Regions from separate parts of the Homo sapiens genome. Here all the other regions are linked to region 2. The links are chromatin loops, found by intact Hi-C in ENCODE. Cell type or tissue: heart right ventricle. All regions are shown on one strand. Region 1 overlaps LOC107986166 (a long non-coding RNA gene). Region 2 has its middle 2.8 kb from the start of BCL6. Region 3 overlaps LPP (LIM domain containing preferred translocation partner in lipoma). Region 4 overlaps LPP (LIM domain containing preferred translocation partner in lipoma). Region 5 overlaps LPP (LIM domain containing preferred translocation partner in lipoma). Region 6 has its middle 28 kb from the start of LINC01991. Region 7 overlaps LINC01991 (long intergenic non-protein coding RNA 1991).

The links. A loop is a pair of places that touch in the nucleus more often than their neighbours do. Peaks named below come from ENCODE experiments on the same cell type or tissue, not always from the same donor. Only the 100,000 strongest peaks of a DNase experiment are listed, where the experiment ranks them.
Region 1: a loop joins it to region 2, with 8 times the contacts of the local background. A loop is called at or near these places in 44 of 110 quality-filtered maps.
Region 3: a loop joins it to region 2, with 4 times the contacts of the local background. A loop is called at or near these places in 31 of 110 quality-filtered maps.
Region 4: a loop joins it to region 2, with 4 times the contacts of the local background. A loop is called at or near these places in 15 of 110 quality-filtered maps.
Region 5: a loop joins it to region 2, with 4 times the contacts of the local background. A loop is called at or near these places in 20 of 110 quality-filtered maps.
Region 6: it touches region 2 in a loop (4-fold over the local background); 22 of 110 quality-filtered maps call a loop at or near these places.
Region 7: it touches region 2 in a loop (4-fold over the local background); 30 of 110 quality-filtered maps call a loop at or near these places.

What each region holds. Positions count from the first base shown.
Region 1 is chr3:188,035,673-188,039,672 of GRCh38, forward strand. The region is part of intron 2 of LOC107986166 (a long non-coding RNA gene); the gene reads right to left. Among named protein-coding and RNA genes, the nearest start is that of LINC01991, 61 kb to the left of the region's middle. RefSeq lists an enhancer at 789-1,083. In heart right ventricle, a CTCF peak has its summit at 1,650 (motif pointing right); no DNase peak of the experiment used is centred here; H3K4me3 peaks cover 567 bases; H3K27ac peaks cover 1,316 bases.
Region 2 is chr3:187,746,226-187,750,225 of GRCh38, forward strand. No RefSeq gene overlaps it. Among named protein-coding and RNA genes, the nearest start is that of BCL6, 2.8 kb to the left of the region's middle. In heart right ventricle, CTCF peaks have their summits at 1,947 (motif pointing right) and 2,147; DNase peaks (open chromatin) are centred at 590, 1,966 and 3,955; H3K4me3 peaks cover 2,190 bases; H3K27ac peaks cover 4,000 bases.
Region 3 is chr3:188,577,331-188,581,330 of GRCh38, forward strand. The region is part of intron 6 of LPP (LIM domain containing preferred translocation partner in lipoma); the gene reads left to right. Among named protein-coding and RNA genes, the nearest start is that of LPP-AS1, 11 kb to the left of the region's middle. In heart right ventricle, no CTCF peak of the experiment used is centred here; DNase peaks (open chromatin) are centred at 1,446 and 1,871; H3K27ac peaks cover 2,688 bases.
Region 4 is chr3:188,779,349-188,783,348 of GRCh38, forward strand. All of the region lies in intron 9 of LPP (LIM domain containing preferred translocation partner in lipoma), which reads left to right. Among named protein-coding and RNA genes, the nearest start is that of MIR28, 93 kb to the left of the region's middle. In heart right ventricle, no CTCF peak of the experiment used is centred here; DNase peaks (open chromatin) are centred at 1,277 and 1,545; H3K27ac peaks cover 2,265 bases.
Region 5 is chr3:188,387,993-188,391,992 of GRCh38, forward strand. The region is part of intron 3 of LPP (LIM domain containing preferred translocation partner in lipoma); the gene reads left to right. Among named protein-coding and RNA genes, the nearest start is that of LPP-AS1, 180 kb to the right of the region's middle. In heart right ventricle, no CTCF peak of the experiment used is centred here; a DNase peak (open chromatin) is centred at 2,162; H3K27ac peaks cover 2,124 bases.
Region 6 is chr3:187,946,392-187,950,391 of GRCh38, forward strand. No RefSeq gene overlaps it. Among named protein-coding and RNA genes, the nearest start is that of LINC01991, 28 kb to the right of the region's middle. In heart right ventricle, no CTCF peak of the experiment used is centred here; DNase peaks (open chromatin) are centred at 1,072, 2,069 and 2,949; H3K27ac peaks cover 4,000 bases.
Region 7 is chr3:187,960,816-187,964,815 of GRCh38, forward strand. All of the region lies in intron 2 of LINC01991 (long intergenic non-protein coding RNA 1991), which reads right to left. Among named protein-coding and RNA genes, the nearest start is that of LINC01991, 14 kb to the right of the region's middle. In heart right ventricle, no CTCF peak of the experiment used is centred here; no DNase peak of the experiment used is centred here; H3K4me3 peaks cover 631 bases; H3K27ac peaks cover 2,814 bases.

The DNA.
Region 1 (4,000 bases), 290 kb after region 2:
CATGGATAAACCTTGAAACTATTTTGTTAAGTGAAAGAAGCCACTTAGGAAAGATGGCTTATTGTATGAGTTCGCTGATATGAAATGTTCAGAATAGGAAAAACTATAGAGACAGAAAGTAGCTAAGTGTTTACCCAAAGCTGGGGGCTGGGGGTGGGAAGGGAGTGGAAATGGAGAGAGATTTGCCAGTGGGTGCTGAGTTTCTTTCTCCGATGCTGAAAATATTCTAGAATTGGGTAGTGATTATTAAATCAAAAGTTCATTAATGTACTACAAATATTATTTTACACTTTAAAGGGGTGACTTTTATGGTACATTAATTACATTTTAATGGAGCCACTCTGGAAAAGAGAGAGCAAGGAACTAACTGATGGAATGAAGACCTAGAGGACATAAGAATGGCTAACCCTCCATGCCAGTATAAGACGTGGCTTTAAATAGTTCTAAGACTGAAAGAAGGGAGAACGGATGAGCACGAAGGTACCTTTGCAGGTGACAGAGTAAAGGTGAGGGAGGCCCCAATTAAGGGAATTTACTCCAGTGCCTCAATTTTCTAGAAATTAAAAGTAATATTAACTGCTGGAACTAAAGGGTTGGGAGTTGGGTAGAGAACTTGAGGAAAAAATACGCTAATTAATATAATCAAATGTAGCCCCTGAAGAAAATGAAGAGGAAGCAGCCTAAGAATAAATAAAAGAAGGAAGTTGGCATTTGCTAAGACTCTCTTTGCATGGCATCTGGCCCTCAGGCACAGTTTGTTCTCTTTTTTATTCAGCACCTCAGTAATCTCCACAAGAGCCCTAAGAAGACAGTACTGCCAGGAAACTGTTCAAACAGACATATCTGTAGGGGACCTCCGGGCTGCACATGACCCATTTTTCAACATCACTGGCCAAAGTGCAACAAGGTCACGTACTGCAAATATTTGTGATTAGAAAGATTCTTTCCTCTAAAAGTTGCCATGAGATAGTTCTGTGAAATATAAATATTGGCTCAGGGTGATTGACAGCAACTGAAAATTCAAACAAAGGCAATACAGCCCAGGGATCCTCTGTGGTCCCAGCAGTAGGGGAATCATGCACCATCAAGACAACATCACAGACCTCCCTACCTAGGGCTCAGAGGGTTGGGCAGGGTAAATTCTGCTCAGTGCCCCTGTTAGCTCACTACTGGAAAAGCAGAAAGCTTGGCTTCAGCCACCTCTACAGCCCAGAGGACTCCTCCCCTGCACCAGCCGGTAAGACAACTAATGTAATGTTGAGGAACACTCAGAACTGTTTCTAAGCCTGTTTAAGGACACACTGATGTCTCCAGGCAAATTAGCCTATTATCAAGCATAGCAAGTTGAATAATGGCCACCCAAATATATCAAGTTCTAATCCCTGGAATTTGTCAATATTACCTTTTTGGAATGAAAGGGTCACTGCTGATGTAATTAAATTAATTATTTTGAGATGTGCTTTCTGTGGGTTAAATGTGAGGATCCTCAATGCCATTCCAAGTGTTCTTATCAGATAAAGGCAAAGCAAGATAATGAGAGCACACATAGGAGGAAAGCGAAGGGAAGACTGTTGGCAAGTCAGATTGCTGACAACCCCCACAAGCAGGAAGAGGCAGAGAATAAATTTTCCTCTGGAGCCTCCAGAGGGAGCATGGTCCTGCCGACACCTTGATTTAGGACCTGTAGCCTCCAGAACTTTGAGAGAATAGTCTCTTCCTTTTAAACCACCCTAGGAAACTCATACGCATGGCAACAGTATTTTCTTTACTCTCATGAGCCTAAAAATGCACATTTGATGTTGAACCTGCGGAAAGTGAAAGTTTGGGATAGAAAGACAGGAAGTGGAGCCCATGGGACTATCATCTCAATTCATCCACCTCCTGCGGGAGATTTTTCTATGTCCTTTCTAGTGATTCCTGCACACCCTCACACCCACCCCACCCCACCCCTAAATACTGCCTTTACAGGAGCAGATATAGTTCCTTGGTTGTATAACTCTTGATGGAAACTTAAATTCAAGTGTAAGGAAAACAGCAAATTTGGAGCCAGAACGCAGACTGAGCCCTGATCTACCACCTCCTGTGCAGCTTTGGCCTCAGGCAGTTTATTTTACCCCTAGTCTACTCAACTGAAAAATACCAGCAATAATTCTAACCCCCCAGAGGATGACTTTTTGTGAAAACCAATCAAATAAGTTAATGCCCATGCCTTCACCTGGATTATCTGGGGAAAATTTGAAGCAAAGCTGACATGCTGCTGCTTTCTGAGACAGCATAATTCCAGGCAGCAAGAATAAGGGTGAAGGGAGGGAGGCAGAAAGGAGGGGGGAAAAATGCAAGAAGGTGAGGACCACACTGGCCACAGCACCACCAGGGAATGTGGCCAATGACTCATTCTTGTGAGATATTGTCCTTGAGGGAACCACTGCAATACAGAATATTGCTGGAGCAGGGAGGAGCTGGAAGAAAGGTGAGGGTGTGATAGTCACCTCCCTTCTGCCTCCCTTCTCACATGGGGCAAACTTCATCTCATGGAGAGTTAACTCTCCTGGATCTCCGTGGTATCACCCTACTCCTCTGAGCAGCCCTGGGGAAGCAAGATGTGAGTCATCATCTGGTGGAAGGAGGAAAGCAACATGGTCCCATCTGGTTGGTTCTAGCACTGGAGCTGTGATAGCACGGCTCCCATCCAGCAGGTGTGGCAGAGGCCATGCCACAGCCCAGCCCTTTCCTGAGTGGGGTGGGGATGACTGAGGAAGCTGGCAGTAGTAGGAGATGCCAGAAAGGTATCAGCCTCCGAGACATTCCCCTAAGTGAGCCGCAGGCGTGGAGGCAGTGGGGACGCAGAAATGGACTGGCACATAAATGGGGTCCAAAGCTTTGTGTGAAACAGATTGGGAAATGTCAACTGTTTTACATATATTACTTCACTTGGCTATTTTTGTTATCTTCCTGTAGTTTTAACTTTTATTATCTCAAGTAATTTTAAGGGAATAACCCACCATTCTTTCAGGTGCACCAACACTTATTTGGATATGGTTTGTCTCATCTTCACGTACAAGAAACAAACTTAGTAAAAAACTGGTGAGAACTTGGTTCTCACTTAAACAATATGGCAACTGATTGTGGAGGACACAGTCAACTAGGGACAACACAAGTTGCCCTAGGGTTCCCTGGGAAACAGACTCTGAGATGAAGCTTCGTGAGCAGGGAGTTTATTGGGAATGCAAAGGAGTGAGGGAAGCAGGATTGGGTGGCAGGAGAGGTTGAATGCACTGTGGTTGGTCAGGAGCTGGTGTGGCTTTTCAGAATTGTCTGGGATTGAAGCCACGGGGTCAGGTCTCTGCATCCCTACATCAACTAGTCATTGGATGGGATCTGTGCCTAGGATGGAGGTTTCACCTTGGGTAAGGCAGCTCCCTTCAGGCTACGGCAATTCCTAGGAAGAGATTCAGCTGTGATCCCAGCAGTACTGAGTAGCAGAAATGAGTCCCTCAGTTCCAAAGGGCATTCAGGGGGGCCGCATCACAGCATTCATGACAACTGTGTTTCTGCAGAAAGAGGGAGTGGGTTCTATTGGCTGTTGCCCTCATCTTACATGTCTTTTGTGGACTGATCATTCTGCAAGGAAAAGCATGTTCACCTTCTTCATAGTTCCATAAGTAAAGTGACTTTTAATCCCCTTTCTATTTCCCATGCCAACATATGGATTGGACACTTCTGGGTTTTTTCAGCATCCTTTGGTTTATCCCACCTCTCACGAAGGAGGAGCAGGAGCCAATCTAATCAGTGGAGGCTGACAGCCTCGGGACACATGTTTGCTCCCTGGGCCACTGAGGCTGCTTGTGGCCCCACGCATGGATGACTGGATCCTTGGCCCCTCCTCTCCCAGCCTCCTGCAACCTTTGCACAAGTGAACCCAGGGTCTGTCTTCCAGAGGCAAGTCTGGCTTACCAATCTATCTTGTCCAGCTTTTCTCTTTCTGGCTGGCAAGTAAGTC
Region 2 (4,000 bases):
TTTGCAAGTTTGTGGTGTTACGTAAATCACAGGATCGGCATCGGTTGGATTTTTTTGTACGTGCCTTTTCTTTCCCTATCTAATCCCTCAAGCGTTTTAAAGATGTATTATTTCAATACTAATACTATTGAAAGAAGCTTAAATTTTTGGCCATATGTAACAATCCCAGCCCCCACTTTTTTTTTTTTTTTTTCCTTTGGTGCAATTTTCTTTTTCCCCCTTGGACTTTTGCTGAAGTGTGTCTCTCCTGCACTTCAGAGAAATGTTCAAAGGATTTGTTTTGGTTTGGTTTGTTTCTTTCCAGGACAGCAAGTGGTGGGTTTAATCTGTTATTGTTGACTCTTGGGAAATTTCTTGTTGCAAGAAACGTGTGTGTGGGGGGGAGGGTGGGGGTGGCGGGGTGGTATGTGTGTGTTTTCTACAAAATTCTGTGAGCCAAATACCTGTTTGTGTTTTGTTTTCTCTTAAGGTCTTGAGATTTTTGTTTTCGAGGCTCGTTTCAAGGTCGTTGTAAAAAAATCTCTTCAGTCTGTGTTTAAGAGATCAGCCGGAGGGAATTCTAAAGGCCTGCCGTGCCAGTATCACAGATACTGCCTGTATTTAGAACAGACTGCCACAACTACAATGCACTACACGCAGCACAGTCTTCTTAGCTTTGAAGCTGAGTTGGGGGGTGGGGTGGGGGGGGGGTAGAGAAGAAGGAGAAATTCTTTCCTTCTCTTTTTCTCTATTACTTTCTTTTTAAAGGCAATTGCAGTGCAGAATCATTTCATTGTGGGTCCTAGTTTGTTTGTTCAGAGCTGCTAGTTTCCTTATTTAAATGTTGGTTCGGGTTTTTTCCCCTCCTACTCATCCCTGAATAAGGGAGACTCTTGTTTCTTTTATGTCTCTCTCTTAAAAGAAGGGTGTGAGGGGAAAATAATATTTCAGATTCCTCAAGAATTAGCCCAAAATGTTTGGACCAGAAGCAGCTTTCAAAGGTCAGGCTGTTCTGAGCCTTGGCTATGAGAGTCCTTCAAGCGACTTATTAAATTACAGATGAATTCTTAAAGCTTCCACAAAATCTCGTCACTTGTTAATTTCTAATAAAGATATGTCTAAAATAATCTACCTATCTCAACCCAAAATTTGGGTTTATAATGGAGGAGTGATCAGAGCTGTGAAAGATTGCTGTTTGCTGGGATATTTGGAAAATCTCTTTCATTGACAGTCCCGTAAGAAGTTCCATCTATCACCGAAAATGTTGTTGGCAATGCACCCCCCTACCCCACAACACACACACATTTTTAAAGGCTGTATTTTAGGTTTTAAAACCCAGAAAGGTGCAAAGAGGTTGATTATTTTCCACAAGGGCTGGAGCTTAGGAAATATGCGTTAAAGTGTCTGTCCCTGTGAAATCTGAATATTTTAATACTTATTGACAGATGGATTACTGCAGCCTCTGCAGAAAAGCCTGTCTTGTGAACGGTTTTTGAAAAATATACATAGGCCTAATCCTGTCACTGTTGTTGAAATGTACGTTTTACCCCCAAAGACACATGATATTGTCAAGTTCAGATTTATTCTGCCAGAAGGCAGACTATCTGCTTTTTCATTTGAGTCCCCTTCCTTCTCATTTTCAAAGAAATTAAAATGAATCCCGCTGGATGCAAAATGACACCCCGATTTTGTGGAAGGGATTTTCTTTGTGTGTTTATATGTGTAATTTTTTCTTTTATGAGCAATTAGCACTTTAGGATTTCTCAGACGTATCTATATGGTTTGGAATGTGAATTGTATGGCTCTGCCTTACTATTGGGCCCTCAAAAGATTATTTTTATGATTTTTGGTCACTTTTTTCTTTGTCAAAACTGCCATTCAGCCTCATCCACCGCCCCCCTCAACCTGAAACACAGCTTGTCCCTCCTGTGTTCCCTTTGCCACTCCACTCTTAGCCCCATGGGGGCGCTGCAGAGCAAAGGGAAATCTGCTCTCTAAGGCAGTAGTAGAACCAGCCAGAGTGGGGGCTGGGAAGGAATTCACCCTTCTCATACCTCAGCCCTCTTTAATTCTCTGCAGTGAGCCCCTAGAGGGAGAACCCACCAGGGCTGGTTCATATATAATTAACCTCATCACCAGGGACCTCAAATCTTCCCAGCATATTATTTCTGGGACCAAGTGCCAGAGTGCCACATTTTCCTACTGCTTTTTGCCAAATCAATGTGTTTACACTGAAAGAAATTGACCAGAACAGAAGACCAGTTAGAAAGAAAGAGAAAATCATTATTGAAAATTTTCTAAAGATAGGCACTTACTTTTCGGTGAGTCTCTTTTACTTTGAACTGAATGAATGGTGAGGAAAATTGTGCACCCGCCTCTCAATCTCTTTTCAATTCCTAGGAAAGTAACTTTGTCAAATATTATACCAGTTGAATTTCTTCCAGAATGTCATTTCTTCTTTCATTCTTGACCTCTCCTCAGTATCCAGTTGGCATCACTATGTGGGCCTCCCTCACTCCCGCAGTGCCGTGTTACAGGATTAAAGAAAGGGCTGACTTGAACGTATTCTGATTCTTTTAAATCATCCTTAAGAAGCTCTAAAGAGTGATTCCATGTCTGGGGTCGTATGAATAATTCCTGCAGACTTCGGGGCACTACATTTCAACTAGTCCCATGATTTAATGGTTACTGGCTGCTAATACTCAGTAGAGGACCAGGCCAACCTCTTTGCCTCATGGACTGGGCATAAGAATAGGTCCCTGATCATTGCTGCTGGGTAAATATAAGCTTTATTACAAAATAAAATAGCCTGGTCCTAATATTACATCTATTTGAGGAAAAGAACAGACTTCACATCCAATTCCCCCTTGCAAAACCTTCCCCACAATTCAGTCATAGCTGAAAAAGAACCTATCCTTGGAATAAACACGGTTCTGTCCTCTTTCTAAGGGGGCTCACAAGAGGAAGTTGGTTTCACCTGTCAGGAACCTCTGGCACCTTGGTAGGTCTTTAAGATACCACATCATAGGACTAAAGATTTTAAAACTGGGAAGACTTTTTCAAATCAATCACCTTCTCTAGGCTTTCTTCTTTCAGGATTATAGGCTGGGTCTTCACTAGGAGCATGTGTGACCCCAGGAACACAACTGAAAATGGGTCTGCATGATTTGCTGGCCCTCTGTCATTTTAGAGGATCAGTGTAATCTGACAACTTGAGTCTGTAGGTGTATATCTTGTGTCCTTGTAGAACTGAGGGAAGCAAGGCTGCCATGGTCTCTTTGTAAACTGCAAAACTCAGAGCGAACTCCAAGTCATGATGAGTTTTGATGGTCATTTGGGTTTATTTATGCCTCTCAGCTACATTGAAGTACTTGGCACTGCTTTTGATAGATTTGGGAGACACTATCTATCAGACTTGTTAAATTTTACCTGTTCGTTTTATTTCAAATCCTTCATTTAGAACTGTTGTAAACAAGCTTTTTGTAGTATCCTTGGAGAAAGAAAGGCGTTTTTAACATAGCAAGATGAGCAGAAAGTTTTGAGACATTAAAAAAGTGTATAATTTCCAGCTACTGCCTTCTGAAAAGGAAGTATCAGTGTTTAATTTTCATCCATATGCTGCCTGCTTTTAGCCTTTATTGTTCTGAGATTTTTTTTTCCTTTAGAAACCTTTTCAGCCTGGCTCAGAGTTTACCCCCAAACACTAATTTTCCACACTTTTCTCACTTATTTAAAATGGGAATAAATATCAGAAGCTTAAAATAGAGAAGTGATGGGGGTTAGGGGGTGTGTAATGATTTGTTTATTGCGTTCGATCGCTGTTTTGAATAGCAGAGTTTTCACTTCCTATGAAACCTTAGCATGAAGGAAAGCAGCAGCTGGACTCTGAGAGGGATGAGGGAAGGAAAGCACTTGAGTGTTTGTAAACTCAGGGTGGCTGGTCCACCCGCTGCCGTTGCCGGGCTGCTGGCTGCTGTACTTAGCTGTCTCTACTACCTAAGGCTAGAAGTGGAAAAACTTG
Region 3 (4,000 bases), 830 kb after region 2:
TAATATGATTGACAAATCTATATGTTATCTGAATTGTGAATATATTTTCATACATATAGAAGTACATGTGTGTATTTCTTGAAATCTAATGGTCAATATACACTAACCAGTTATTTCTGGGATTTTGGGAACAGGCTTCTTTCTATACTTCTCTACTTATCTTTAAATTTTCTCTAATGAGCCTACTTTGCTTTTGTTTTACATACAGTAATTAATATATTTATAAATGTATGTATACTATATATTTTAATAAATTTATATAAGTATATGTATGTATATACATATGTTTTGCAAGTAAAAAAACTTTAGTAATAAATATCTACAAAGGCAAATTAAAAACTATTACATTTTTTCTCCCTCCCTTCCTTTCTACTGTTTCCCTCCTCTCCTCTCTTTGGTTTCCTTCCTTCCTTTGTTCCTTCGTTCCTTCGTTCCTTCCTTCCTTCCTTCTGTCCTTCCCTTCCCTCCCTCCCTCCTTCCTCCCCTCCCCTCCCCTTCCTTCTTCTTTCTTGCCCTTTCTCTCTCTCTCTTTTCCTCTCCCCCTTCTGTCTTCCTCTCCCCACCTCCATCTCCCTCTCTCTCTCCTCCCTCCCTGCCGCCTTCCTTCTTTCCAGAAAGTCACTAACCAGAATCTTTCACAGAATAAACTGTGAAACCTAGATCTTAAATGTACTACAGTAGAAAAAGAGATGAGATTTTTGAAAGATGATGGCTTGTCCTTGTCTCTGTACTTGAATCTATCTCAAAACAAAGATATAACTATTGTTTTTAATAATAATTTCAATATAGAGTGACCATCCTTGCCTACTACCCTGAAGAGAGAGAGCATTTACACATAAGACTGGTGGTTGCAGTAAACCCCTTTCAAGTGGAGTGGCCACTATGGTCCTTCCTCTTCCCTTCCTTCCTTTCATTCCCTTGCCCTTTCCCCACTTTCCTTCTCTTCCTTTCCTTTTTTCTTTTAAGGTTCATAAAATCTTGATTGGCCTCCTTCCTAGCAGCCAGGAGTTTGGGTCCCTAATAGCTAAAGCTTATATACTTTATTTTCTTCTTTCTCCAGATGGCTGTGGCTATGAATTTTACTCCCCATCCCAGGACTACCCCTGCTATACTGACACTAATTTTCATTTTATAATACTGTCTTCATCAGTCCATGCTATGCTACTAGTTTTAGTTATTATAATATTAACTTAATCCACAATGAAGGCGACAGGTTTTTTTGTGTGTCTTACTTTTTAAAGGGGAAATATTATCTCTCACTTTAAGGAAACTAACTTTAGCAACTCATTCCCTCACTTTTTTTTTTCTTTCAACTTGATTTGTTCAACTAAGGAGACCACATTTAGTACTTGCTAGCTGAGACTTCTGTTCTACAATTCTGAGTTAGTTCCTCATCCGTCCGACCCTCTCTCCCCGTGGTGCACTGAGTCACAATGTGATCACCAGCTGCATGTGCTGCTATTACACACAACACATTGGCTAGCAGAGGAGCCAGGATTCAGCCTTGGAAGTACTTTCAGGCAAAGGTGAAGACCCTTTCCCCACTCTAAGCATCTTTCAGTAGTTTAGTGTAGCTGATATTAATGTTATAAATGGTCATTCCTAATCCTGTCTCAGTTCCAGCCCAGATGGAGTTTTGATTTTAGAAAATCATTCAGTGAAATGTATTTCCTGTGCCTGGTAGTCATTGATCACTTACCAAAAAAAAAGGGGGTAGTGGGAGACTAAAAATAAACTTATGATAATTCACATACACTTAACCTTTACTGACTAATACCAAAAAGGGAATGAAGCAGGCTCTGCTGACCAGCACTTGCAGATGGATTCCAGGAACGTGGCTAGAGCTGCCAAAGCCATCGCTGAATCCTGCCAAAAGCATCCCAGGGGATTTTACTAAGGGTGGGGAGAGCAGGGAACATGGAGGTGTGTGTGTGAATTTGTTTTAAAACTCTCTTACTCAACACTGAGCAGTGGGAAGAACACTGGGAAAAAAGGTCGGAAAGTGACATTCTAGACTGGGTTCCACCCAATCTCTATGACACTGGAAAAGTAATGTGTCCTCTTTGGAACTTCAGGTATCATGTGAACAATAAGGGTGTCATATTAAGGTCTTAACATGTTGAAATGTTAAAAACATTCTGTAATTACTTAAATTATTTCAAAACAGAAAGATCATACATGTTCATCATGTTTCTGTGTTAACTGGACAAAACTACACTAAAATTAAAGAGCAATAAAAGCAATCGTGTTAAAATTTTATTTTTAAATATAGTACTTCTAGTAACTGAATATCTAACTTTATTAACAATTCTAAATCTCGCTTTTTTTTTTTTTTAAACCCCAGTGAGGCTGGGCACCGTGGCTCACACCTGTAATCTGAGCTCTTTGGGATGCTGAGGCGGTATGATCCCATGAGCACAGGAGTTTGAGACCAGCCTGGGCAACATAGTCAGATCCTGTCTCTACAAAAAGTTTTTTAAATAGCCAGGATTAGCCAGGCATGATGGCATGCACTTGTTGTGTCAGCCACTCTCATTGGGGGTTGGGGGGGTTGGGGGTGGGCTGAGGTAGGAGGCTTGCTTGAGCCCAGGAGGTAGGAGGTCAAGGCTACAGTGAGCCATGACTGTATCACTGCACTCCAGCCTGAGCGACAGAGCAAGACCCTGCCTCTAATTAAATAAGCAAATACACACACACAACACACATATATAAAATAAAATAAAAACCCCAATGTGTTAAGATCTCAGGTTTAAACCTCGGCTTATACAAACCATAGTACTACCGTGCAATAACTGAATTGACAAGGTACCAACACCTATTTTAACCAGAAAAATAACATAATTGTGTTATATTTTCCATGAGAGTCATACTCTTGAAATTAAGTATTTTCTCAATAGAATTGTTTCTCAATTAAAAAAAAAAACTTACTCAAAACATTTAGTATTTAATTATAATTATAGGCAGATAAAATTTATAAAAGATTATCAGTAAGATCAAGAACCTCTGCCTCTTTAATCATGTTTTTCTCTACCTTTTGCTGGTCTCTTCCTGATTTTGATGACCTCATTGTCTATACGAGTATTAAGACATTTGGGGTAGCTTTTTATGTTGTGTACTTTCTTTCCTTCTCCTTATGAGATGGCTGACACCTTCTAAAGGATTCAGAGAGTTTCCATCTTATTGAAAGGTCCTTATGAAAATTCACTGGTAGTGTTCTCAGCTTATACTAGGAAGGCATGTTTCTTCAGAAGCAGTATTTGTTGTATTTAGGGTGGGAATCATTATGTAGCAAGAGTGGTCTACATATTGGTCTTGCAGCAACATCAGCACCCCTTATGAATGGTTTGTTTCCCACCAAAAGTCAAAGATTAGCCTATATGATGGATGATGGCTACAGAAAATAGTGCCAGAAAAACAGAATCAGTAGAAGATATATATTAAGACATTAATTGGGAAGGAGTAGCTTGCATGATTTTGTGGGCTGGCTAGGCAATCTAACATCTACAGATTAGGCAATTAGGAAGGGCAGGCTGTAACTCCGTGGCATGAGATGAAGCTACTTGCCACAATGAGAATTCCTTCTTCTTTAAGGAATCCTCAGCTCTACTTCCAAGACCTTTCAACTGATTGAATCAGGCTCAACCAGGTTATCTAGTGTACTCTTCATTACTTAAAAATCAACTGATTAGAGGCTTTAATCACATGTACAAAACACCTTCCCAGCCACATCTAGATTGGAGTTTGATTGAATAAATGGAGACTTTAGCCTGAAAAAATTAACACACAAATGGACCATCACAGGAGGGTAGTCTTTTTCTACAGAATTTAAATCTGTGGTAGAGAAGCAACAGATACCTCAGGGCAAAAAAAGTCCAGGAAGAGCATAAAGGTTCAAGCAGAACCATGAGAATGCCAGCATTGTCGTTGGAGATGGTGACTGGAAGTGATGATAGGTCTAGGGAACAGTAAATGTGGACAGACTGGCATTTTACCTCGGGCA
Region 4 (4,000 bases), 1.0 Mb after region 2:
ATCAGGAAGGGACGTGCATCAGTGCGAGGCTGACACACAGATCTGAGGATGGCAGAAGCTCACTGAATAGCACACGCAAGGACCCTTCAAACTCATCACATGTGCCGTTTGGTTCCCTTTCAATGGGTCGGTCTTGGAATATGGAGGTCTGCTTTCATTTTGTGCCAAGTAACCACGTGAGCAGTTTACAAAAGATACAAACAGAAGGCTGCTCATTCATTTTTCAAAAAGACTTTTTTTTTTTTGCAATGGAGTTTGCAAAGTGATTTTGCAATGGATTTTGCAAAAAAAATGGATGCCATTTTTTTTAAATAAGTGTAATTCCAATGATGGGAAATTTACTAGCTCTCAAGGCAGCTTTTCCTTGTGTTGAAATCTCTAAAGGTTAAAAAGTTACTTTTTGGAAAGAAGTCTATTTCCTTACAACATGTTTTCATTGGTCCATAGAGAAGACAGCTAATACATCTTCCACTTGGCAGCCTTTTAAGTATTTGAAGAAAATTCTCAAGTCCATCTGAATCTTCTGTTTTGGCTAACTTCTAGTTCCTTCATCCATTTCCAACCTAAATTTGAGCCTAACGAACAGATTTCTTCTTTCTTATTTAAATATATATATATATGAGGAAATAAAGGCACAGAGGGCTTAAGGGAGTTGCCCAAGAACATAGAGCTGGTTGGATGACTGGAATGTAAGGCTGTGTGGCTCTAAACCTTGTCATTTAGACTAGAACACCTATACGTCAGTTAGCTTCCTGCCACTTCTTGTTTTCTGCCTGGATAGGACTTTATAAAGAGTTTGGAAGAAGGGAGAGTTCCGACGAGGTACAGAAATCAGAACTTCCCCTTCTTCCAAACTATATACAAATAATCAGTTAATCAGATTAAAGGACTCTTAGTAACATTGAAATCAAACCTTTGTGTTTCCAGGAGCTCTGAGAACAACAATTTTTTTGGAGCATTGCAATCTCTTGAGTATCCAAAATGATTCTGTAATGATGTCTGTGAGGTCAGAATTGGAGCAGCAAATGGAATTCCTTTAAGGGCTTCCCATCAATGGACAGCTGATTCCAGAAATGGAGGAGGCACAGTTTGTATCCAAATTCATAAGCACAAGTGGGAGAAATTAGGCTTTGGTAAAGAGGGTGACATTCCCAAAGGAATCATCTGTGAAGTTGGGGAAGGAATTCAAGCTCAGGGCTGCTGTTCTCTACCAGGTTCTTCAGCCAGCTGGACATGCTCCCCAGGTTTCTACTCAGTCTGGAATGTTAGTAAAAGTCCACTTCCTCTCCTTGTTTCTCCCTTCTAGTGAAAACGTTCCTCTTCTCTACCTTCCTGACCTCAAGACCATTGTTCCACACATCCCCCCTCAGGATCCCACCCCGCCATTCTCATTCTCATTACATTGTTTCTGGATCCATGTCTTTATCAGATGCAGCCCACTGTCCCTTTCAGAAGATGCCAGAAAATTTACATATGTGATCAAATGTTCCCATCACAACAGTTCTTTCCAGTAATCCCAGTGCTGGGCAGCTGATTCCAGTAATGGAGGAGACACTTTCAGCTATTAGGCAATGGATCACACTTTCAAAGGAGATTGAGCAATCTCCTCATCAAGTTGTACTTAGAGCACAAATCTGGTGCCAAAAGGCACTACCGGATTCAGACTGACAGCACTGAGAGTTTTGAGTGAAAGGGAAGTTAGACTGGTGTTATGTGTATTCACTGGGAGGAACTCACCGGGAGAAATAAAGAGGGTTTCCAGTTTATTCATTGTGTAAAGCGGCTATAATAGTATTTATAGGGGTTTTGTGAATGTCAAATAAAATTATATTTGGAACAGTGGCTAGTGCCATAAGTAGGACTTAACCTTTAGCAATATGTACTACATTAAAAGGAAGGTGGACACATGAGTGATCTCTAGCATTTTGTGACTGGAAGGAAAGAGACTGGATGACCACTCTTCAGAGATGCTATGGACAGTACTTTTGTCAAGGACTGGGAGTGGAGAAAATGACTTATAGTGGTCTTTCCAACATGAAGTTTGTATTAATCCGTTTTCACACTGTGAGGAAGAAATACCTGATACTGGGCAATTATAAAGAAAAGAGGTTTAATTGGCTCACAGTTCCACACGGCTGGGGAGGCGTCAGGAAACTTACAATCATGGTGGAAGGCACCTCTTCACAGGGTGGCAGGAGAGAGAATGAGAGACAAGCAAAAAAGGAAAAGCCCTTTATAAAACTATCACCCCCTGCCTCGGTGCGGTCGCTCACACCTGTAATCCCAGCACTTTGGGAGGCCGAGGTGGGTGGATCACGAGGTCAGGAGATCGAGATCATCCTGGCTAACACGGTGAAACCCCATCTCTACTAAAAAAAAAAAAATACAAAAAAATTAGCCGGACATGGTGGCGGGTGCCTGTAGTCCCAGCTACTCAGGAGGCTGAGGCAGGAGAATCACTTGAACCCGGGAGGCGGACGTTGCAGTGAGCTGAGATCATGCCACTGCACTCCAGCCTGGGCGACAGAGCAAGACTCCGTCTCAAAAAAAAAAAAAAAAAATCTATCACCCCCCTTGATTCACTTACCTCCCACTGTGTCCCTTCTACTTCACGTGGGGATTATGGGAACTACAATTCAAGATGAGATTTGGGTGGGGACACAGCCAAACCATATCACACATGAAACACAGAAAAAGGACATCTTTTTACATGGATCTTCTGATATGCTTGTACCAAAGCCCACAGTATATCCTGTCTTCTTGAAAGAGTATCATAGTTATTCATTTGCCTTGGATGGAAATAATGTTGTAATACCAGTTAATACTTTTTTCAACTAAAGGGAATTTGGCTTCATCTCCAGTTGCAAATTCACATCAGGAAATATCAAATCCAAAGATCAAAACTCAGTATCTCATCACTTTCAGGACCATCCTTGCCACTTGTCTCAGGCATCATGTACCTGGAAGCTGAAAAGCAATGTACAGAACCTTTGAATTGGAGAGATATCAATTTGAACCCAGATCCTGCTACTTCCTACATTGTGAAAGGGATCAAGTTTCTTTAGTTCTCTAAAGCAAAGGTTTTTCATCTATAAAAGGAGGTTAATAAAAGGGAATACTTATCATGTTGAATTAATGGGAATATTAAATGAGTTTATGTGGTTTAATTGCCTAGCACAGTATCTGCCTCCTAAGATATGTTTAATAAATGCTAACTGTGACTATAGAGATTTACCCTGAAGATACCTGTCATGTCATGCCTTCTCTGTCAAATAGATCATGAATGCAGTTCCTAGCCTCTCTCTCCTGTTATACCCTCCTAGCAATATTCTGATGCAGATGAACCCAGCCACTTGTCTTTTGCTTGCCAGAACAGCTGAATGTTGCTGGGAAAAAAAAAAACAAAACACAGCCGGGCATAATCATATCATTATAAGTTGTGACCAGCCTTGACCTGCGCCTTGACCCCACCCACAGCCTACATTCTTACACCCTGCTCTCAACTGTTTCAGACATTCTCTACTGTGACTTCTATCTCCCTTCCCCACTCCTTCCTTCTCAAGGGATGCCCTGGCCTCATTCTTCATAGTGAAAATGAAAGCTGCCAGAAGAAACTCTTTCAGCTTCTGCTCTCAAATCTGTGCCCATCCTTTCTGTCCCTTAGTGCCTATCAGATTATCAGTTGCCAATTGGTCTCCATGTATCTCTGGTCCCTTTTTCCCCTGTCTTCTGAGTGCCCTGGCTCCATGGATCATCCATTCTTTATCCTACCCAATGGGATTCTTCTCGTCAACATCCATTTGTGCCCCAGCTTGGCCCATATTTTCCCTCCATTGACTCCACAGCTCTCTGTAGCTATTGCTTTATCCCTTCCTTCACAGCCAAACTCTGGAAAGTTGGATATTAGAAATGCTGTCTCCACACTATTCACAATAGCAAAGACATGGAATCAACTTAAATGCCCATCAGCGACAGACTGGATAAAGAAAATGTGGTACAT
Region 5 (4,000 bases), 640 kb after region 2:
AATATGTTGTTTTTTTGGTATTAGCATTTCTCTGGTTATTTGTAAATTTAGATATGTTTCCACATGCCTCATTTCCAGTTATTTTTTTTTATTGCCTTTGAAGATGAGTACTTTCCAATCTTTAGGATCCCATTCACAGCAAATCAAAGAGGAAACATTTTAGTGAGAATTGTGCAATTGTGCATGTCTTATAAAAGGTTCTAGAACATTTTTTACTCACATGAAGGACTGTTTGAATAAGTTGAGACATGCCTTATTCCTAAATGGAAACATAGAGGTTGTTAAGTAGTTGTTTTCCCTACATTTCGTGCAATCACAGTTAGTACAACTCTCAGGTCAATTATTCTTGAATTTTAACCAAAAAATTCTAAATTGTCTTGACAATAAACAGGCAAAATAGGTAAAAGAAATCTGCAAAATAAGTGTAATGAGCAACTGGGACCATCCTAGCCAGATGCTGAGGTGCATTTATAAGGCAACTCTGATTGAAGGAGGAGGTGGTGCTGGAATAGATGGGAGGTCAAAGCAGTAACAGAACCCACCCAGACATAAGGCAACTGCACGTGGAATTAATTGGCAATAAAAGAACCACCTTGCTACATTCCGAAAAGGAAGGATTATTCTCATGGCATTGGGATAATTGGTCAGCGTTAATGAAAAACTTACATCATGAGTATGTTTCACAATAAACCCTGATATAAATTAGTGGTCATGTTAAAAAATAAAACTTGCAAAAGTCTTCAGGCAAAGAAGAAATTTGTTATATCTGTAGTAACTGAAAGCAGTAACTTTTAAGTTTACACCTGAGGTCCTCAAACTTTTTCTGTAAAGGGCCAAGTAGTAAATATTTTAGGCTTTGTAGGCCAGATGGTCTCTGTCACAGGTCCTCAACTCTTTGTGCTGCAAAAGCATCAATAGACAATATGTAATATGTCTCATATATAAACAAATAGAGAATATGTAGGTTTATAGGAAGAGTCATAATATTGTGAATGTTAATTTCCTGACAAATCGTGTCCCATGGTGAATTTTATGAATCTTTCATTTTTTTGGCAAACTGTTTGAAAAAGCATTTCATGGCTATTTTAATTTATATTTCCCTGATTATTATTTAAGTTGTGTGTGTGTATGTATGTGTGTGCGTATGTGTGTGTGTGTGTTTGGTATATTTGTGTGCCACTGATGTCTCTTTTTATGTGAATTATAGGTAGAGTTAATTTATCTCACTTATTTCACCTCTCTGTCACCTGATGTCCCAATACCCTGGAGAGCTTTGTGATATCTACACCCCAGTACAGACTAATAGGTCACTGGTTTGCTTCAGAACTAGAACTTCTCCTGTGCCTTTGTGCCCAAGGGCCTGGGACTTGACTTTTGGCTCAGTTCTACTTGTCTGCTAACCTGACCGCTTGACAGTGGATTGAGGATGGAGGGCACTGAGCAGTTTTGGCTGTGCTTGACCTCCTGCTTAGTTTCCCTCCATGGTCTCTTAGAAATCTGAGACTGGGCGTGGTGGCTCACGTCTGTAATCCCAGCACTTTGGGAGGCCAAGGTGGGTGGATCACCTGAGGTCAGGAGTTCGAGACCAGCCTGGCCAATGTGGCGAAACGCCATCTGTACTAAAAATACTAAAGTTAGCCAGGTGTGGTGGCAGGAGCCTATAATCCTGGCTACTCAGGAGGCTGAGGCAGGAGAATCACTTGAACCCGGGAGGCAGAGGTTGCAGTGAGCCAAGATTGTGCCACTGTACTCTAGTCTGGGCAACAGAGTGGGACTCCGTCTCAAAAAAAAAAAAAAAAAAATGGGACTCCGTCTCAAAAAAAAAAAGAAAAGAAAAAAAGAAAGAAATCTGGGTGAGTTGTTGCCTGAATCTTGTCTGAACCTGCCTATCCCCTCTGGGTCCTGAAATCTAACTGTGGGTGAGATCTGCCTTTGCATTTCTGTTCATCCAGGTGAGCAAACCTGGAGTTTGGCCTCACTCTGTCCAATTGTGTTCCTTCCAAGAGATAAAACTGAGAAAGTGGTAAAGTCACTTGCATAAGCCACTTTCAGATCCATAGAGGACCCACAGCATGAGATTCTGACTGTTATTATTACAGAGGTAGAAGCGTCATTTTCTTGGAGCTGTGTCTCCGTGTCTTTGGTGTGCCACAGTCACAGGCCTGCTCCTGCCCCTCCCTGCAATCTTTCCATTGTTGTGTGTGGTACAGGAACTGAGACAATTATGACAGAGCCGAGCTGGTTTCTCTTCTCTTTTGGACATCATTGTTTGTCACAATTCTGATCACCATTTCTTCCTCTAGATCACAAAATTGTAAAATCACTGCTATATTTACATTTTCTTTTGCTGCCTGGGCTTTAAAAAGTACTATTTATAGCTTTCCTTTGAAATTCCTTTATTAATAGTCTTCCTTCACATGTATATCACTCTGCTATTTACAAAATGCTCTTACGTTTAGTATTTCACTTGATCAGCATAAACACCCATGGGATAAGCTAGGCAGGATTGTTGTCTCCATTTTACAGGTGAGGAAATTAAGGCTCAGTGAGGCCTGGAAGGCCCTGGCCTGCAGCCACTGCTGGACCGGGTGCCAGAACTGGGTTTAGACGTCTTACTAGATCTCTCTTGCTGTTTTTCTTTCCGTCTACAAAAACTCCTTCTCATTTATGAGTTTCAAAGATTTTCTTGTCTGACACATAAGGAAATTAGTGGCTTTTCTTGAGAGATCTAAGCATTACTGCATTTGCCTAATATTTCTTTTACTATACCTATTGGTCTGAGTACTTTAAGAGAAACCAGTGTCTGTAAATAATCTTCCTTCTTGTCAGACATGGAGGCAGAAATTTTCCAAGAAGAGAGAGACCCTGAAGACACTGTTTGTTCTCTGCTGTTCTTAACAAGTACTGCAACCACAATTTTGGATTTTTCTCCTCGAGGCTTTCTAGTTGTAGGCTGCCACAGAATACTTCGGGGTCACAGATTCCTATTCCCTTTTAAACTGTATCGGGCATGTGTGTTATGTGACCTTTGTGTTCTGACCTTCAGATTTAGGGAACTGAAGATTTAGGAAGTCTTGTTAGGACTTAAATCCAAGTAAATTCCCTCATGAGTACAAAGACTCATCTGTGGAGGTGTGGAATGTTGGAGAGAAAGGGACTTTCATTCATCTAGCCCCCTGGGTTAGAAAACAGGGCTGGTGAGTGATAGAGCTGAGGCTAGCGTGCGGAGATCAGACTAGATTCGGCTTTCTGCTGGCTTCCTCCATATCACTCAGTACTTCTGGAGTTGTAGCATGCCTCTTCCCCCTGGACTGGGAGCTTTGAGAGGGACGGCACTGGGTGTGCTCTGTGCACGGCTCTTCTAGAGGTGATCCAAGTGCTTTGCATAGGCACTCAGGATTTATTTGCTTGATGAATTTGAACCTGTCTGTTGTTGATAAAATATCATTATTGCCCATAAGGATCTTGAGGGAGTTTGTAAGGATCTTGAGGGAGTTTCAGTCAGGATTCACTATAGGAAACAAACCACTTTAGATATTTTAAGTGGAAGGTACTTAATACAGGGTGTTTCACAGAAGTAATTAGATGGACTGCATGGAGCAGAATCGAGGCTGTCTCCAGAAATGAATCACAAAACTGCACAAAATTATTCCATTTTCTACAATCAAGCAAGACAAAAATGGTGAAGCCACCATGGGAATTACTGAGTTCAGTGATACATCACAAAACTTGTGAAACAGAGATCAAAAGCCATAGTCAGAATGATGGTAGCTGGACACTGAGACATGAGTCCAGCTACTTACTCTTTTTGTCACGGCTGCTTTTTGACAGCCACCAAGCTGAAGACTCAATATGAGAACACAGATGCTGAAAAACCCCATGTCTGTGTCACCATTCTTCTAACAGAAAACAGGGCAAACAGCAGAAACATGTCTTCCATCTTACTTTTGCCTTTCAAATATCAAGCCAATTACATATATTTTGGCAGAATTTCTTTTGC
Region 6 (4,000 bases), 200 kb after region 2:
GACTGTTTTACCCATGAGATTCTATAAATACAGACTCCCTCTGTTTCATCCACTAGTTTGTATGTTTCTGTCTTCTGATGAATTCATCATTGCACAAGCATTTTTGGAGGACAGCATTGTGCTGTGAGCTGAAGGGCTGAACCATACCCCTGCCTGCAGGGTTTTGAAGTCTGGTAGTTGTCCAGGGAGCATGTTGTCAGACAGCTCCAATCAGGAGAGGACAATTGTGTCACAAGAGAGGTGAAAACGTGTATGTGAGATATAGAGATAGGAGAGGGGAGAAGGGAATGTGTCTGCGTAACTAGAGGGTCTAGTGAGTTTAGGGAGGCAGGCAGGGCTGAGTTGTCTGGGCAGAGGGTAGGTTGAAGGAGGAAGAGAAGCTGGAGTTCAGGCCAGAAATAGTCTGGGGCTGATGTCTTGGGGGCTCTGAGGCTGTGCTAAGGTGCTTGCTTCTTCCCAGAGTTTGCCAGTCCTAGATGTGCGCAGACATAGGTGGTACCTTTGCATGACTTCTTAGAGCCTCAGTTTCCCCTTCTGTAAAATGGAAGACATGAATGTTGCCTCTAAGGGACCTGTGTGAGGGTGGGCCAGGGGAAATTGGTAGCACAATGCTTTGAACTCCTCCAGAATACGATGTGAAGGGAATGCAAATCACAGTTATTTATAATGGCAGCAAACTGAGATGCTGAGAAGACGTTGCTGCAGGCCGCCAAGCACTCCCTCTGGAAATCCTGAAAGCCTGCTACTGCAGGGCTGTGCCCAGATGCCAGCTGGAAGCAGGCTTATCTCTTCTCAGTTCCCGGTGCTTCTTCCGATCCTGCCAGGATGTTCCTCACAAAACAAACACTAATCTCCCTGCATAGTTCCACCTACAGAGGAGGAAGCTCTGCACCCTTCTGCCCTCCCCCTTTAGAAAACCAAGCTGAGTTCTAAACTCCCAGGTCGTGACAAGTTCCCATTTTGTGTCATCATTGCCTCACCAGGTAGCACTCTCAAGGCTAGACCTTTGGAGGCGGGAATGGCATGGCCTAGGAAACAATCTAATGTCTCGTTAGTCTCCTAAGACAGCCCTTCACTTCTGGAGCCGCCTCATCCTTGTGCCAAGCTTGTGTTGGGCACAAAGCACTCAGGCATCCAAGGAGGTAATGTGCAAGGCAGGGCAGTCAGGGGCGTGGCCCAGAAGGAGACACCGGGAGCAGGGTCCTAACATCCACACAATTTCGTTTTTTAACAAAGGAAGGAAAGGACCACATTGGTTTCAACTTTTTAATCTTTGAAAAAAAAAATGCGAACAGCACTCCCTTCACAAATATTGTCTCTTATGGGACCCTACCATATACAACTTGAGTTCACCCACTGGTGACTCTCTCAGGTACCCCAAAGGGATTCTAAAACAGTGTTTCTCAAACTTTGATGTGTACACAAATCCATAGTGGGTATGGTTAAAACGCAGGTTCCGATTTAGAGGTCAATGGTGGGACCTGAAATTCTGCATTTCTAATAACTTTCCAGTTTATGTCAATGCCACTGATCCATGGACCAAACTTTAAGAAGCAAGGGTCTAGAGCTCTAAGAATTACAGTTTGGAAACCACTGATCTTTAGGTTATACAGACAATGAGCCTTCTCGCTCCCCATCCCTGGGGATATTAAGCCAAGTTTCCTGGATTAGATTCTGCCTAGACTGAAGTCAGCTTCTATAATCAACTGTAAATCAAGATCCTAGGATTGCCTCCTTCTGGCTCTAGGTGTCTATCATCTCCAATGGCAGTCTGGGAAAATTCCTAAGAGGCTTGGCCGTGAGAAAGAGCTTTAAGGTGTGGGCTTTACCCTAACGGAAAAGTACAAAATGTTCAGATCAATCTTTATCTCCATCCCCAACTACCACTGCAACACACAGGAAAAGAGAGAGAGAGAGAGAGATCAACCCAGTGTTCCCCTTGGCACTTAAAAAGAAGGGTGACAACCACCCTCGCCCTGCCCTCTCCTAACCCCAGCTAATGGAGGTCATTTCCCTCTCACACCCTCTATCCCTCAGGTCCACCCCCTTTTGGGGACTGAGATGCTCCCACTGAGGTCAAAAGTATTTTTAGCTATGCCATGTGGGCCCATGCTTGGCCAACTCTCCCTGGACGTTAATCTTGGATTCCACAAATGCCAGGTCTCCTGATCCAGGAGGCATGGAGGTGACAGGGAAATCTGAGTGTCTTGGAAATTACAGTGCATGGCCTTTTGAGGATTTTGTCTCAATGCCATGTATGATAAAAACAAAAACAGTAACACCTAATGCTCAGAAAATGCTTCAGCATTTACCGAGTGCTTTCTCCCACATTGCCTCATTTGATCTTCCAGAGGGTCATGGGGAAGACAAGGCAAAAATTGTTCTTATTTCTATTTAATAGCAGGACCAGGTGAGCTGGCAAGATAACACGGCTAGTAAGTGGTAAACTTGGGCCTTCAGCCCCTCCATCCAAGCTCAGTGCTCTTACCATACCCTATACAATCCTACCTTTTTGCTTCTCCCCTAGCTTGGTTTTACTTTGTTTTGTTAAATATTACAAGATTCAATATCTGCATAAATGCCTTTAAGAAATGGGAGATTCGAAACAAGGAAGAATGAGGCAGCTTGTGTCAGTCACAGGTCCTGGAAGGAAGCAGAGGACTTGCTTAAAGAAGGTGGGCAAAAAGAGATTCATGATAATTTGCAAAGATACAGGCAGGGTTAAGGAAAACCAAGAGATAGCAATGTGCCCTAAGGCTCACAACAACTGGGGGCTGTTACCTGCTCTTGGCCTGAAAGAGCAAAGAAAGAGGCAGTTACCAGAGTCTGGAAAGTCCTGGTAAGCTGCAGGAGAGGGCTGTGGCCTTTGGCATTGCCAACCTGCCACTGTCAGTGAGGGTGCTGGGGACAAAGTAGGCTCACCTCTCCCCTCTCCCGCCTTCCAACCACCTGATCAGTGCTGGGCTGATTCCAACCAGAAGTCAAAGGAATAGGGAACCTAAAGATATCCATAAAGGCCAGCCTCCTGGAGTGGCTGCAAGACAAGGATGAAAAATAGATTTGTAGGGTCAAACAGGAAACACTCAGTGTGTAGCTGTGCTCACTGTGATAGCCTAGGACTCAGGAGGGAGGAGACGGCACAGAGTCAGAGGGGCTGGGATTTGCAAGGTGGGGATTCGCCTTGTTCTCTCAAAGTGGAATTATTTCAAAGCCCACCTGCAGTTAGCTCTCTGGGAGCCAATCTGGCCATGGGCCCCAGGGGAGTCCAAGAAAAACCAGATCACGGCTCCCAAGAGACTCTACTAACCCCACAAGCAGGATTGGCCATCCTGTGGCCTGGGTTTAGATGTCAGTTCCACCATTCTGCCCAATTCCAGGTTGTGACTCTGGATAATTCATTTAATCTCTCTGAATCTCTGAGTCCTTATCTGTGAAATGAGTATAATAACAATCCCTGGGCCACCCATCTCACGACAGGCTGGAACTTCACACACTGGAAATGCCACATAAGAATTCCACAGAGGGAGGCCACATAAGAATAGCATGGATCCCAAACAGCCAGGACCACCTAAGTCTCATTTGCTCTTCATAAGAATAATACCTAGATTTGAAAAAGGTTAAATCCAGAAAAGCCCTAGAATCATCAGACCAACTACTCTCATATAAAAAGAAGAATGTGAGAGAAAGGTTCACAGATGGGGACAGAGCTGGGGCACCAGTCTCCCCGCTTTCACAGTCCCATGCTGCCCCTCCTTCCTGCCCATGAAAGTGACAAGACCTACCCATGTAAGGATCAAATGACATAAAGGATGAAGCAGTGTTTTGTCAATTGTAATGGTGGTTGCTATCATTGTCATTAACAATAACAATCCTTCCCCTACAAACCTATCCCAGGGACGAAAATTATCGTCATTAGCTATGTCTTCAAGGACATGGTAAAATATGACTATTTTACCAGAGCAAAGGACATGAAAACCTGAGAGCACACAGCAGGTGAGGT
Region 7 (4,000 bases), 210 kb after region 2:
AATTAATTAAAATTAAATATAGTTAAAATGTAGCTCCTCAGGTTCACAAGCCACATTTTAAGTGCTTAGTCACCACATGTGTCCAGTGGCTACTTATTGGACATTTCAGATACAGAATATTGCCGTGATTGCAGAAAGATCTATTAGACACTGCTGTCTAGACAGACAACCAAGTCATATATTCTTACACATTTGCAATAAAGCAGCCAAAATTTTGGCTCTGAGCTTCGTGTTGGCAAAGCCAAATAAAACAAAGCAAAATCAGTTGTGTCATCATCAATTCCTCAAGGGAAGCAAAGCTTTTCTAGCACTTAGACCTAAAAGAATTCCTCATATGGGGTTTTATAGAAAAGGCCACCAAGTGACAGAGCAAATAATGTCTTCAGAAACCACAAGAGACAATTTCAATTTATAATTCACTAAAATTCAACATAATGAAAACACTTCTCTGGTGAGAGGTTAGGATACTTACCTGGTTCTAAAGAGAGATACCTTAGTTACATCAGTCAAGTGAACTTGCTCTACAGAAATGACATTAGAACTGAGGCCTGAATGACAAGATGATGCAGCCATTGTAGATCCAGAAGAAGAACATCCAAACAGAAGGAAAAGTAAGTGAACGTTCTTCATATCTGAAAGTATTGAGCAAGTTTGAGGGAGAAAAAGGCCAGTGAACTTCATGGATGAGGCTGAGAGTGGAGGGAGATGATGCTGAACAGGCAGTTGGGACCAGATCATGTAGGGTTTTATAGCTCATGGTAAGAGGGTTTAGCAAAGAGATAAACTTATAATTTATGGCTTTAGAAAGATCAGTCTGGCTACTGCATGAAGAGCTGACTGTAGAGGGAAAAAGTGTGGGCAGGAAAAACATGATAATAGCTTGGAATAAGATAGTCAGCAGTGCAGATGGTGAGAAATAGTCTAATTTGACATATATTTTAGACGTAAAGTCAATAGGACTTGCTGAGAGATTACACATAGGGTTTCAGGGAAATAAAGAATATTAGAATGACTCAATTATTTGCGTTGAACGAATAGCTAGGAGGCCAGGTAGCACTTACTGTGATAGGGAAGACTTGAGGGGAAGGAATTCGGGGTAGAGAAAGACTAAATCAATAGTTTGGTTTGGGTCACAGTTTGTGTGAAGTGCTTTTTACATATACAAGTAGAGTTATGGAGTCTGAAGCTCAAGGGAGAAGTCAGTTAGAGATAGAGATTTGAAGTTTTCTGCGTATAAATGGTATTTTAAAGCCAGGGGACTCAATGAGTTCATCCAAGAAGAGTACAGACAGAATAGAGATAAGAACCCCAGAGCACGCCAAAATCTGATGTCGAGGAGAAACAGCCAGACAAGGAGACAGAAAGGTAAGGACAAACCAGGTGAGTGTGGGATCACAAAGCCTAGAGAAGAAAGTGTTTAAAGAAGTATGAAGGATTGACCATGTCCAATTCAGCTCAATAGTTCAGTTAGCTGAATACACTTCGACCTTGGAAATATGTAGGTCATTGGTGACTCTGATAAAGGCTGTTTAAGTGGAGTGATATAGAGTCTGAAGAAAATTAGAGCAGAGTTGAGGAGAGAAAGGGAGCTAAAGAAGTGGAGACAGGAAATGTAGATCTTACTTTTAAAGGTCTTTTTGTGAAGGCATTAAAGAAAGGGGGTGGTAGTTAAAGGGACATGTAGGGCCAAGGGAGAGCTGGGTTTTTTTTTATTTTTAGTAGTTGTTATAAAGGCATATTTGTATGCTGATGGGTTAGATGTAAAGGAACATCAGAATTTGATGTTGCAAGAGAGAAGCATAGGAAAGGAGATGGGATACAGAGGACAAATGGAAGGGTTGGCCTTAGAAACTATGCCACTTCCTCCACTATAATAAGAGGGAGGTAGTGTATGTGGGCACAGATGCAGGTGGGTTAAGGAAAAATGCAATAACTCTCCTCTGATAGCAAAAAGGAAGGTCATAATCCCAGGGCATGGGATGTGTAGAGCATAGTGGATATTCAAGTAGGGAGCTAAAGGTTTGAAAGAGTTGACCCAGAAACCAAAAAGTGAATTTGCTAAATGTATCATAGGATCCTCTGGCACGGTCCGTTTCAGGTTTGTGATCACAAATTTAAAGTGAACTGATCAGCATGGTTTACAATGTTCTTAACAACATTCCACTGTTTGGATGCAAGCAAAGGAGGAATTAGAGGATATACATTTCACCAGGATTGCAGTTTTGCCAGGTACGATAAAGGGGAAGGCAGCAGAGGAATGGGGGGTATTGGAAGGAGAGAGTTTATGGCACAGAGTAGAAGGAGTCAAGGTTGGAATAAGGTTTAAGGCTACCCAGTAACACAACATCACTGGGCTCCACACATATCCAAAGTGTCTGCCTGGACCCATCGGTATGCCAAGAATTTTCCTTCCCTCCAAAAAGGAAGCTCACTACTGACTTCACCTGGTGCCCGCCACATCTAGAATCCCCCTTCAGGGTTTTGCAGCCAATTAGGAACTGAGTGCTGGGCACCAAACTGGGTAGAAGAGTCACTCCTGAGCGCACACACACTTGCAGTGGAGTCTCAACACTTTATTTAGACCTAAAAGGCTGTGTGGCTGGCAGGAAAATACCCTACACATGCAGAGAGAAGACCTGGGTTTCATCAGTTTCTGTGGCTTTTACCAAATGAGAAAGTTTTTTTCATATCCTGAGCCTCTGTTCCCTCTCATCATAACTCTGGCCTGGCTTAAATTATAGCTGCTTATACAGATCTGATGAGATGGTGAATGTACAACCATTTTCAAGTGTAAAGAATTATGGAGATGTGAGAAATTACATTGTTATTATGACTCGGCAAGGGGGTACCAAATGCAAATCTAAGGCATTTACTGGTGTGAGATTGATTTCAAATGTCAGCTAATATAGGTCACCATGGCTTATAAGCAATTTGCCTTAAAATTAGAAACTTATGAAATGCTCAAGATGAAAGGCAGTACATTTCAAAACAGAGGCAATGGGAAGCAAATTTCTCTCTTTTTTGTGCAACATCCTATGAACCCACGGTTCTCACAGGCCCAGGATATTGCTGCAGTTGGCAGCCTGGTGTATTTTGAACAGCACAGTGCTGATCCCTGGGTAACTCTGTAATCCTGAGTGAGTCACTTTACCTTTGGAGGCCTCAATCGCCTTCTCTGTAAGGTGGGAAGAATTGTACTCCCTCCTGTTCCACTTACAGGGTATCAAGAAGATCATATTATTTTTAAAGGAAAAAAAGAACTGAGAAATACTCTTGGTTACTCTGCAAAGAGGTTGGTGTAAATGTGAAGTGTCACTATTATTAAGTGTGAGGCAATCTTTCCCACCCGCATCATGTCCCAGCATTACAATGTGAGCTGTGTGACAGGCTATTTTTAAATTCCCATCTCTGGAAGCATATGGTCCTGCACAGTGCCAAAAAGAGAAAAATGACCTGCTTCAGTTTGTTTGCTTGTTTGTTTTGATCTGATGGAACATTTTCTATGATCCTGTTAAAGGTTGTTCTTTCTACTTTAAACTTTTAAGGTGAGTGCTAAAGATTTTCTATAGCATAGTCTGAAACACACCGTGGCACTACAACTTGCTTAGACAATGATAAGAGGTCATCCCAGGGCGATGGTGTATTTATACAAATCTGCATTTTTTGTGTATCATCTAAGACTTTTCAAAAATATAGTTTTTTTATTTGTTAACAATTTTTATGCTTTTGTTCTCTAATTTTGGGTAGTTTTGTTTGTTCAGTAGCAGCATTTTTAGGTAAATTTTTTTTTGCAAATAGTAGTGCATTTATTTTATAAAATAAAGCGATTCCTTTTCTTTAATTTTCTTTAATGTTACCTACATAAAAAGAAGTTGTTTCAAAGTTATCCTGATTGTTTATTGTCATTTCTTTTATGTTTTATTAATATCAATTGCTATTGACTGAAGCCCTTTCCCATGACAAATATACAGTATATCTGTTATAAACTTCATTTTTGCTG